Linked DNA regions of Homo sapiens: all the other regions are linked to region 3. Evidence: read pairs that join two places in POLR2A ChIA-PET (ENCODE). Cell type or tissue: CD4-positive, alpha-beta T cell. All regions are shown on one strand.

Evidence for each region. Peaks named below come from ENCODE experiments on the same cell type or tissue, not always from the same donor. Only the 100,000 strongest peaks of a DNase experiment are listed, where the experiment ranks them.
Region 1: POLR2A ChIA-PET joins it to region 3 with 5 read pairs; 5 of 35 experiments call an interaction of 5 or more read pairs at or near these places.
Region 2: POLR2A ChIA-PET joins it to region 3 with 6 read pairs; 14 of 35 experiments call an interaction of 5 or more read pairs at or near these places.

What each region holds. Positions count from the first base shown.
Region 1 is chr10:28,251,247-28,255,246 of GRCh38, forward strand. All of the region lies in intron 1 of MPP7 (MAGUK p55 scaffold protein 7), which reads right to left. Among named protein-coding and RNA genes, the nearest start is that of MIR8086, 36 kb to the right of the region's middle. In CD4-positive, alpha-beta T cell, no CTCF peak of the experiment used is centred here; no DNase peak of the experiment used is centred here.
Region 2 is chr10:28,315,425-28,319,424 of GRCh38, forward strand. It overlaps a transcript of MPP7 not described here. Among named protein-coding and RNA genes, the nearest start is that of MPP7-DT, 14 kb to the left of the region's middle. In CD4-positive, alpha-beta T cell, no CTCF peak of the experiment used is centred here; no DNase peak of the experiment used is centred here.
Region 3 is chr10:28,366,696-28,370,695 of GRCh38, forward strand. No RefSeq gene overlaps it. Among named protein-coding and RNA genes, the nearest start is that of MPP7-DT, 66 kb to the left of the region's middle. In CD4-positive, alpha-beta T cell, no CTCF peak of the experiment used is centred here; DNase peaks (open chromatin) are centred at 1,326 and 1,666; H3K4me3 peaks cover 406 bases; H3K27ac peaks cover 2,668 bases.

The DNA.
Region 1 (4,000 bases), 120 kb before region 3:
TTGAGGTCAGGAGTTTGAGACCAGCCTGGCCAACATGGTGAAACCCCATCTCTACTAAAAATACAAAAATTAGCCAGGTGTGGTACATGCCTGTAGTCCCAGCTACTCGGGAGGCTGAGGCAGGATAATTGCTTGAACCCGGGAGGCGGAGGTTACAGTGAGCCGAGATCGCACCATTGCATTCCAGCCTAAGTGACAGAACAAGGCCCTGTCTCAAAAAAAAATTAAAAAAATAAAATAAAATAAAAATTCTAATTGTGATTATACCCTCTGAACCAACAATAGCTTGTAGGAATACACCCTAAGAAATAATCATACAAGTATGCAACAATGAGCCAATCAATCTACTGTAAAATATAACAGAAAAGTGTTCAAGTTTTTAAAGAAAGTATCTTCATTGCAGAGTTACTACTTCACTTCACTCACAATATCAACACAGAACTGATGCAGGCACAGGTATTCCGACTTCAATACACCAACACAGGAGGCCTCTATTCCCTGGCACCTCTTTATTCACTTTTGCCATTTAGCCAGGCAGGATAGCACACACCTGTAGTCCCAGATACTTGGGAGGCTGAGGTGGGAGGATTACTTGACCCCAGGAATTCAAGACCAGCCTGAGCAACACAGTAATGACCCCCATCTCTAATATATGTATACTTAACAACAACAAAAAAAAACTTTTTCCATTTGTTTCACTTTGGGTCTTCTAATCTATACTTTCCTACGCTAATTCCTGGTCCATTTTTAGTTTTTCTTTTGCAGTTTCAGAAAGGTGCTAACAATCAGCAGTGACTACACTTGAGACAAGACAACAGACCTCAAATTATCGGTTACTGCCAAAATCAATCTTTTCATTTTGTGACTTAGCTTATACATTGCTTAGTTATCAAATGCTTATCAAACTCCTGTGATTAGCAAAGTACTATGTCAGGGGTATAACAAAAAATATCAAACTATAAACATAGTAGATTTCATTATCTTAAGATCAATTTCACTTCCAAAATTCAGAATCTATGAGTCTAGATTGTATTCTGCCGTTTTACTCATTAACTTCAAGGATTTGGGTAAACGGCGACATGTCACACACTCAGAGTATTCCATAGTAGGGCATTCCCCCACAGGGGAATCACTGCTACAATCACTGCTCAATTTCTTCCTTACCTGAAAGGAAGCCAAGATGGTACTGAACAAGAATGGAACCACCACAGTACATAGGCATTTATTTAGCTTTCTGTGAAGCATTAAAAAATCAGATATTGCTCAAGCCTGGGTTGTAATATGAGGAAACTGGCATTAACCCTCATGCATTCAGTCTCTCCATCTAGGTCCCCCGTTTTCTAGATACTCTCACTGTTTTCTTCAATATGTGAAAAGGCAAGAAGTACACCTGTATCTAACATCATACAGAGGCGTTAAAAGGCAACCAGATGAGATTTTTTTTTCCATCTTGGCAAAATCAACTCTTCATAGCGGACATTCAACAGGCTCTTAGAACTGTTTGAAATTTGAACCTATTTAAGTAACATCAACCAGCAAATATTTCTCCTGATAATAAAAGCTTCCATTTCTGACATCCACGTGTGGCAGAAATTCCCACTCCTTAACAGCTGCAAGTTTATTCTCTGTGTCCTAGAAAGGGTCTTTTCTCATCTGCATTTCTTTTTTTTTGGGAGGGGGGGGCGGAGTCCCACTGTGTCACCCAGGCTGGCATGCAGTGGCACTATCTTGGCTCACTGCAACTTCTGCCTCCCTGGTTCAAGCGATTCTCCTTCCTCAGCCTCCCGAGCAGCTGGGACTATGAGCACGCACCACCATGCCCAACTAATTTTTGTATTTTTAGTAGAGATGGGTTTTCACCATGTTGGACAGGCTGGTCTCGAACTCCTGACCTCGTGATCTACCCTCCTCGGCTTCCCAAAGTGCTGGGATTACAGGCGTGAGCCACGATACCCGGCCTCATCTGCATTTCTTTAAAGATCAGAATGGTTTTTGATTCTTGGTAAAAGATGAGCTGGCAAGTGGGAAATTACTGAAATGCCAAGTAGAGTTGCCGGCCAAATATGAGCTGGGGAGTTTAAGACTAACGAGGATTTAGAGCTTTAAAGGTTGCTGAGTAAGCTCAAGTAGTGAGCCCGACAAATGTAAAACAGAAAAGGAGCCTACAAAAGATGGACTGACTTCTCTGCAGCCGGAGAACCAGGGCCACACTCCAGGTTTGGATTAATCAGAAAGAGGAAAAATAACAAATCTGTGCTAACACTATTTCAACATCAAGGAAACCTACAAGCATCAGGATGTAGAAACAGTGTTTACTAATATATTTCCTTATAGTTGATAGGTCCTATGTAGATTCGTGAAAAATCATCTTCCTTAATTTCTGCACATTACACAAGGACAACCAAGTAATTGTTCCTACTTGACTGCTCAAGACATCATTTCTCAATTATTAAAAAGACATACTTTTGGCCAGGCACGGTGGCTCATGCCTGTAATCCCAGCATTTTCGGAGGCCAAGGCGGGTGGATCACTTGAGCTCAGGAGTTCAAGACCAGCCTGGTCAACATGGCAAAACCTCGTCTCTACTAAAGATACAAAAATTAGCCGGGTATGGTCGGGGGCACCTGCAGTCCCAGCTACTAGGGAGGCTGAGGCAGGAGAATCACTTGAACCTGGGAGACACAGGTTGCAGTGAGCTGAGATTTCACCACTGCACTCCAGCCTGGGATACAGAGAGAGAGTCTGTCTCACAAAAAAGAAAAAAAAAAAAAAAAAAAAAAAAAAAGACATACTTTTGCTATATCCATTCTTATGGGAATTACATTCAATTGCACTATAATCTCCTTGAATTAACAAAATGGGACAATGTTTCAAAAGATTCTTTTTACTCTCCTCTAAACCATTTGAGAATATTTCTAAAGCCATTAATTTCACAAACTAGCCAAGATTACTGAGAAAAATCATAGCTGTACAAGTTCTGAAAATCTTGCTGAATATAACTATCTTGTGGTCCAAGGGCTGTATTTCTTTGCCTGAATCCCTGAATTATAAATGGCTATAAAAAGAAAACAGGAAAGAAAAGGGCCCAACAAAATAAAAGGTTCCCAAGTGAAAAGTAATGATGTTATATTGTAACAAACATTTTGGTGACTGGGATTACCTGAAACCTCTGGGCTCCTGCTCTGAAGTACTAATTTGCCAAAAGCATGGCAAATCCAACTCTTAAAACAGTACTGACTCATCCTGAGTTCACAGCTTGATCTTATCTATTTTAATATCAAGGAATCCAAGATTTGCTATGCCTCATATCATAAATGAAAAGGAAATACTGAAGATAATTACTTAAAACCTATCCAACAGAATTATCTTCGGTGTAAGTTTTAAGTATAATGCAGATAACCACAATATAGATTTATCTCAAAATGAAAACCTGGGCAGATGATATTTAACTGAGTAATTATGTTATCTGCACTCTAGATAGGAAGGGCTGAGAGGAAAAACAGGGAGAAACTTGCCATCTTACTCACCCGCAGTGGAGTGCTGGCTGTAAATCAAGTCGGCCTGCCCAAACACACACAGGACTTAATGACGACCTCAGTGAGAGCAGTTGAGTTTATGCAGTAAGGAAATCTGCACAAAATTAAAGGGAAAACTACTGAGGCCCCACATGGACATAATCGCTACAGACCGTGGATGTGAAAATGATGACATAATGGTGGGGAGTAGGATTCCAGTAGGAAGCTAATAATAAAAATACATTTGTTATAAAATGGAAACTAGAAGTTACTGAATTTCTAGCATTTTCCCCTGTTGTTCTCTAAATGTATGCACTCACTCTAACATAGTGCAAACATACTTTGAAAAAACAAATGTAAAGAAAAGGGATAGGAACTCATCTTTTCTGTCACCCAGGCTGGAGTGTAATGGTGCTATCTCAGCTCACTGCAACCTCTGCCTCCCAGGTTCAAGTGATTCTCCTGCCTCAGCCTCCCGAGTAGCT
Region 2 (4,000 bases), 51 kb before region 3:
CCTGAAGCAGAGCGTTGTGCCCCCTTTTCGAGCTGGCATGTGCTTTGCAGTCTGTGGCGCACCCTGCCCACTGGCCTCACTCATCCTCCCACTTCCCTCCTGGCCACTGCAGACATTTGAGTTTGCGTCTCCTGAACTGGATGGTTTTTAAGGGCTTCTTTTAGTTGTTGAAAGCTACAGGAACTGTTTCAAGGTAATATAAATTAAAAATATGTATGTTGCTGAGAGAAGAGACAAATCACCCATGCAGAAGAATTTTAAATCATTTATGTAAATACTCCATCCTCAGAGAGGTGAAGAATACCTCCCCATCCCTTAAGTGTGGCTGCCCATAGTGACCTCCTTCCAAGAGTATAACACAGAAAGGTGGGGCGGGGAGAGTAACTTTACAGTGGAAAAACCTGACCAGCACTATCTCAACCAGCTGATCAAGGTCAACATCAACAGTGATGAGAAGTCATGTTGCCTGTGTGCATGGCCTTCCTCCCCTAAACCCCTATCCCCAGTCATGAGAAAAACATCAGACAAATGCCAATCAAGGGGCATTTTACAATAGGCTTGACCAGTACTCCTCAAAATTGCCAAGGTAATCAGAAACAAGGAAAGTCTGAGATGGACATAGCTGAGAGACTGCCATAGTTTAAAGAGACATGACAAGTAAATGTAATGTGGTACCCTGGATGGGATCCTGAAACAGTAAAAGGATATCACATAAAAACTGAGAAAATGTGGCCGGACATGGTGGCTCACGCCTGTAATCCGAGGACTTTGGGAGGACGAGGCAGGTAGATCACTTGAGGTCAGACATTCGAGACCAGCCTGGCCAACGTGGTGAAACCCCATATCTACTAAAATTACAAAAATTAGCCGGGCATGGTGGCACGCCTGTAATCCCAGCTACTCAGGAGGTTGAGGCAGAAGAATCGCTTGAACCCAGGAGGCAGAACCTGCAGTGAGCTGAGATCGTGCCACTGCACTCCAGCCTGGGCAACAGAGTAAGACTCTGTCTTTAAAAAAAAAAAAAAAAAAAAAAAAAAAAAAAAAAAAACTATCTGAGAAAATGTGAATAATGTATGGACTTTAGTTGCTAACAATGCACCAGCGCTGATTCATTAATTATAACAAATGCACCACAGCAATATGTTTATAGTAAGGGGAACTAGGAGCAGAGCACATGGGACCTCTCTGTACTATCTTCTCAATTTTTCTGTAAATCTAAAACTGCTCCAAAAAATAAAGTCTATTTTAAACAGATGATATATACGTATGGAGTTGTATGTAGACATGCATATGAAGGATACTGGTGTATCTCAAGGAATCAGTGGAAGATTTGAACACTCAAGACTTGAGTAGGAAAAGTTAAGTTTTCAGCAGCTCTTTCCTGTACGGCGCTCGCTGCCTTTAACGTGACTCAGCTCTGTCCTCTGTCAGGCTTTGAGTCTCTCTGTTCCATATTTCAAATTTGTCAAAGAGAAAAGCTCATTACTTCAGCCTGGGGAGGAGTCTGAGCCTGGATCTGTGAGTCCTGGTCAGGGTTCTGTGGGAGAATCCTGCTGCTGTACCCACGCATGTATGTAAGTGATCATTTTCATAAAAGGGGGAAGAACTGTGAGCCAGAAAGTTCTGAAGTGCCAAGAAGGTGATGCAAGGGAAAGGCTTCACTGATGAAGTCAATATCCTAAAAATTAAGGGCAGATATTCCAAAACAAAGAGCATCCTTGTCATTAGCATCTGCCATTTATACACGCTAGAAAAGCTTCTATGCTAATCCCAGAATTTACAAAATTTTAAGAAATCAAGATATATAAAAGTTGTTTATTTGGCTGGACACAGTGGCTCACACCTGTAATCCCAGCACTTTGGGAGGCCAGGATGGGAGGTTCCCTAGAGACCAGGAGTCCAAGACCAACCTGGGCAACATAGGGAGAGCCCATCTTTACCAAAAATAAATAAATAAATAGCCGGGTGTGGTGGTGCATGCCTGTAGCCTCAACTACTTGCGAGGCTGAGGCAGGAGGATTACTTGAGCTCAAGAGTTCGAGGCTGCAGTGAGCTGTGACCATACCATTGCATCCCAGGCTGGATGACATAACAAGACCCTGTATTTAAAAATAAAGGGTAAAAAATTGTTTTCGGTAAAGATTGATTTAGCTCCCAAGTAGTCATGTCAGCTCTCCTGACTTCTAACCACAATTGCTTTTATTTTTAAATAAAACCATATTAAAGGAAAAGTCTAAAGTAGTCACATGTAATAGTAACCTTGCAAATTTCACCACATTGATACAGTGGCAGGAAAGTGAGTTAAATGCAGACCAGCTAAGAGAGGCATGGGGTAGGTCACGATTTCAGGGTGGCCGCCATGCCTGGTCCAAGCAGTTGCTGCCTTGGCACTAATTAGGAAAAGGCACTCTTCCTCAAGATGTTTTCCTTCCATTTGTTGGAAAATTCTTATGCTATGCTGCTTCGATTAGAGCAAGACACTTCACTGACATCTGCCAGGAATGTGTCATAATAAAAATACAAATGTGTGATGCTTACGCCATGACTGCAGTACCCTGTGCAGTACACAAGCTGCACAACCATATGCTGTTGTTCCGGGTGCCATCGCCTATTATGAGCATGTGTCATCTATTTAGAGCCTTGGCAACCTCAAACTTACTTTCATGCCTCACTATATATACTTCTCCCAAAAGAGCGGGCATTCCAACTACCATGGGAAATCATGATTTTGTTTACCTTGAACTGAAATAAAGAATCCCACTCTTGGACTGATCTATAATTGCAATTTCCTCAACCGTAACAGAGGAAATAATAACACCCATTGAACAGGGATGTTATGATCATTAAATGAGACGACACTTCAAAGCACTGAGCACAGTGGCTGACAGATAATGAGGTCTCCACTGAGGCTTGGTTCTTCTTCCTTCTCTGTGTAACATAACACAGCACAGTCAAGCTTCTCTGTTGAAAAGCAATAGGGGTCAGGCATGGTGGCTGACTCCTGTAATCCCAACACTTTGCGAGGCCAAGGTAGGTGGATTACTTGAAGTCAGGAGTTTGAGACCAGCCTGGCCAATGTGGTGAAACCCATCTCTACTAAAACTATAAAAATTAGCTGGACATGGTTTCGTGTGCCTGTCATCCCAGCTACCCAGGAGGCTGAGGCAGGAGAATCACTTGAACCTGGGAGGTGGAGGTTGCAGTGAGCTGAGATCATGCCACTGCACTCCAGCCTGGGTGACAAGAGTGACACTCCATATCAAAAAATAAAAGAAAAGAAAAGCAATAGGATTATTCTTGTGAAAGTACTCTTAGATACATAGCCCTGCCCTTCTAGTTGTCGGATGATGGAAAGGTTTTTTACTTGCCTTGCTTAAGTGAAGCCAAATTCAAATCTCATACACCATCTGTAGACAAGCAGTGTGTGTTTTCTCTTCACAAGTTACATGCAAGAAGCAGTTTATAACTTCTATTTGTGAAAGAACCAATTTGTAAATGTAATATGATGCTTTAGAAATCTGTGTCAAAGACATATTTTTCCTTGAAACATATTTGAATGTTTGTATTAGTCTGTTCTTACACTGCTATAAAGAAATACCTGAGACTGAGTAATATATAACGAAGAGTTTTAATTGGCTCACAGTTCTACAGGCTATACAGGAGGCATGGCTGAGGAGACCTCAGAAAACTTACAATCATGGCAGAGGGTGAAGGGGAAGCAGGCATGTCTTACATGGCCAGAGCAGGAGGAAGAGGGTGAAGGGGTAGGTGCTACACACTTTTAAACAATCAGCTCTCATGAGAACTCACTCACTGTCATGAGAACAGCAAGGGGAAAATCCACCCCATGATCCAATCACCTCCCACCAGGTTCCTCCACCAACACTGGGGATTACATTTCAACATGAGATTTGATTGGGCACACAGAGCCAAACCATATCAATATTTTATCTTCCTAGATGGGAATTTTAGGCTGGCATGGTGACTCACATCTGTAATC
Region 3 (4,000 bases):
AAACCAGCCTGGGCAACATAGCAAGACCCCATCCCTACAAAAAATACAAAACTTAACCAGGTGTAGTGGTGCACACCTGTGGTTCCAGCTACTCAGGAGGCTGAGGTGGGAGGATAGCTGGAGCCTGGGAGGTTGAGGCTGCAGTAAGCCATAATTGCACCACTGCACTCCAGCCTGGGTGACAGAGCAAGACCCTGTGTCATAAAAAATAAAAATAAAAATAGATAGAAAGTCTTATAATTTTCTTTTTCTTCTCACCCACCCATGACATTAATCTAGAATTAGGTGGAGCAGGCAAAAGAGGAGAGATTGGGCCCCTGGGAATTTGTACCGAGTCGCAAATGGCTCATGAGTTACTGAGAACCCTCACTGGAGAACACGTGCCTTGTGGAAACCCTCTTGTGATATAAGCAGCAGGGGCACCCCTGCCAGTTTCAAAATCGTGTGACAAATGGACACAGACCTGTGCCCCCCACTGTCAGAGCCTATCTGCTCTCTACAGGGGCTTCCTTTTGAAGAGTCAAGCTTCTTGCCAAGCTATCTTTCAGCCAAAAACCATTTTCCTCTAGTTTACAGGAAAAAGAGGAAGAAAAAGCCCACCCATCCTTTTCTGGGTTGATTATTTTCCATTTGAAATTAACGAGCTTCCCACGATGAAGCCAAGTTGTTTTGTTCGGATAATGAAATTGCATTTTTGCTTCACACGCAGCAATTCAAACTAACGTGGGCTCCAGCCATTTAGGGAACAGGTCCTTAGTATGGCCAGAAAGAAGGAATGCTACTGTTTTACAGAGATAAAAGTTACATTCAAATTCCTCTCTGAATTTCCCTGCGTATCATGGACAGACAAACTTACAGAGAGACTTTGTTTGTTTTTTGTTTTTTGAGACAGTTCTTTCTCTGTCGCCAAGGCTGGAGTGCAGTGATGCAATCGTGGCTCTCTGCAGCCTTCAATTCCCAGGCTCAAGTCATCTTCTCAGGTTCCCGAATAGCTGGGACTACAGGTGCAGCACCATGCCCGGCTAATTTTTTTACTTTTGTAGAGACAGGGTCTCACTATGTTGCCGAGACTGGTCTCAAACTCGTGGCCTCAACTGATCCTCCCGCCTCAGCCTCCCAAAGTACTGGCATGAGCCACTTTGCTTGGCACAGAAATACTTTAAATATTTACCCAGGATATTTCAAATATGAATCTGTACTTGACGTGTCTACAAGTGGCTGGCTAGTGTTTCCAAAGACGCACTGAAAACGTTGAAAAAATAAAATGGCGACTCCGGATAAGGTATCTGTCACCATGCTATGTTGCACAGAATGCTCACAGGAAAAGCCACACTGCTCTGTGACATTATGATCAAGGAACACGTGCTGAGTGGAGGCTCAGACCATATGGGCCTGTGCATATGGTAATCATTAAAGACTCACAGCTTACAAGAGTAACTGACAGAAAAAATATATATAGTGAGAGTCTCAGTGGTATAAATTCCTCTCTAGACCTCCCACCATATGGGGATATTTAAGTCAAAAGAATTAAGCATCAGAGCTAGAAGCTATTCCTGCACACAAGTAGAAACTACTTTCAGTGAGCAGAATCAGGAAATACGATGACTTGTCTACTCAGGCACATACTTAAAGAAAGTACCCAAACCGAAGGAACTAGAAAGACTTTCGCTTCTTTTGAAAAGAAGGGAAGTGGTGAGTGAGCTTCGGCATTCAGCCCCACCCAAAGAGCTCCCCAGACCTGGGCCACAGTGTCAGGAAATTGCAGCAGAGAGTTCAGAGAGACAGGACTAGGTCCAGCAAAGGAAAAATGATTAAGGGGTCAAAGACAGGGATAAAAGTGGCTTTTTTTCCCCAAATATTGAGTTGGAGTCTTTATTTTTATTTTGTATTTTTATTTATTTTTATTTTTTGAGACGGAGTCTCGCTCGTTAGCCCAGGCTGGAGTGCAGTGGCACAATCTCAGCTCACTGCAACCTCTGCCTCCTGGATTCAAGCAATTCTCCTGCCTCAGCCTCCTGAGTAGCTGGGATTACAGGTACGCACCACCACACCCAGCTAATTTTTGTATTTTTGGTAGAGACGAGGTTTCACCATGTTAGCCAGACTGGTCTTGAACTCCTGACCTCATGTGATCCACCTGCCTTGGCCTCCCAAAGTGCTGGGATTACAGGCATGAGTCATCCTGTCTGGCCAACTTGGAGTCTTGAATGAAAAATAAGAGATACATTTTCAAATTCATGCAAAGTGCAAGCATTTATCTTTGGTAAGCATGGGTTTGCAATCTGAAGAATCTGTAGATTTTTCAGGTGAAGATGAGCAGAGTAGGAAGCAAATATTGTACTTTGACCGATTTTTTTTTTTTTTTTTTTTTGAGACGGAGTCTCACTCTGTCACCAGGCTGGAGTGCAGTGGCACAATCTCAGCTCACTGCAACCTCCACCTCCTGGGTTCAAGCCATTCTCCTGCCTCAGCCTCCTGAGTAACTGGGACTACAGGTGTGCACCACCGCACCCAGCTGATTTTTTTGTATTTTTAGTAGAGACGGTTTCACCATGTTGGCCAGGATGGTCTCGATCTCCTGACCTTGTGATCCACCTGCCTTGGCCTCCCAAAGTGCTGGGATTACAGGCGTGAGCCACCGCGCCCTGCTGGCCAATTTGATTTTAAGCAAAAGGTTTCATTTTGTTACATACCTCACCGTGCTCTGGCCACATCCTAGAAGATGGTGACACCATAAGAAGGGGCCAGAACACATCCTGAAGCAATATACTAGTCACTGTCACCTTCACCCCCATGCCTCAGAAAGTAAATTTACACCCCACCAGGGAGCAAAATTACACTCACATACACAAAACATGAAACGCCGAAGCATCCTATTGTGGAAGTCAGTTTTAACATAAGAAGAAAAGTCTATGCCTTCAAGAAATATTTATTAGGGCTGGGCCCAGTCCCTCATGCCTGTAATCCCAACACTTTGGGAGGCCAAAGTGGGAGGATCACGTAAGGCCAGGAGTTTGAGACCAGCCTGGGCGACATAGCAAGACTCCATCTCTAAAAAAATAAAATAAAAATTAGCCAGACAGGGGCTGGGCGCGGTGGCTCACACCTGTAATCCCAGTACTTTGGGAGGCTGAGGCAGGTGGATCACGAGGTCAGTAGGTCTCTACTAAAAATACAAAATTTAGCCAGATGTGGTGGTGCGCATCTGTAGTCCCAGCTACTCGGGAGGCTGAGGCAGGAACATTACTTGTACCTGGGAGGCGGAAGTTGTAGTGAGCCGAGATTGTGCCACTGCACTCCAACCTGGGTGACAGAGTGAGACTCCATCTCAAAAAAAAAAAAAAAAAAAAAATTAGCCAGACATGGTGGTGCACACCTGTAGTCCCAGCTACTCAGGAGGCTGAGGTGGGAGGATCACTTGAGCCAAGGAGTTTGAGGCTGGAGTGAACTATGACCACAGCACTGCACTCCCTTCTGGGCAACAAACCAAGGCCCAAAGAAAGAAAGAGAAAGAGAGAGGGAGGGAGAAAGAGAGGATGGAAGGAAGGGAGAAAGAGAGAAAGAGAAAGGAAAGAGGGAAGGAGGGAAGGAAGGAAGGAATGAAGGAAGGAAGCAAGCAAGCCAGGTGGTGGGTAGTGGAAACAGTGAGTGCAAAGGCCCTGGGGTAGGAGGTATGTGCTTGAGGAACAGCAAGAAGGCATGCAGGGCTGGAGTGGAGTTAGTAACAATGAGTTCATTTCACCTGAAGTCTCCCTTTTAAGCAATGAAATTGAATGCCAAAGAAGTGAATTACCTAATTAATTGTAGCTTCTATCCAAAATGATAAGTGGTAGCAAACCTGAATTCACACCCTCAGTCCTTGGCAGAACCATGCTAAGTCTTCTGGGACTGTTGCTAGTCCATCTGGTGCCTTTGGGCAAATTAGAAAATGGTGTTCCTTCCTCCAGGCAAAGGCCGCTGCATGACCAGGTGCACTACTTGGCAGATGGTGCTTGGCCTG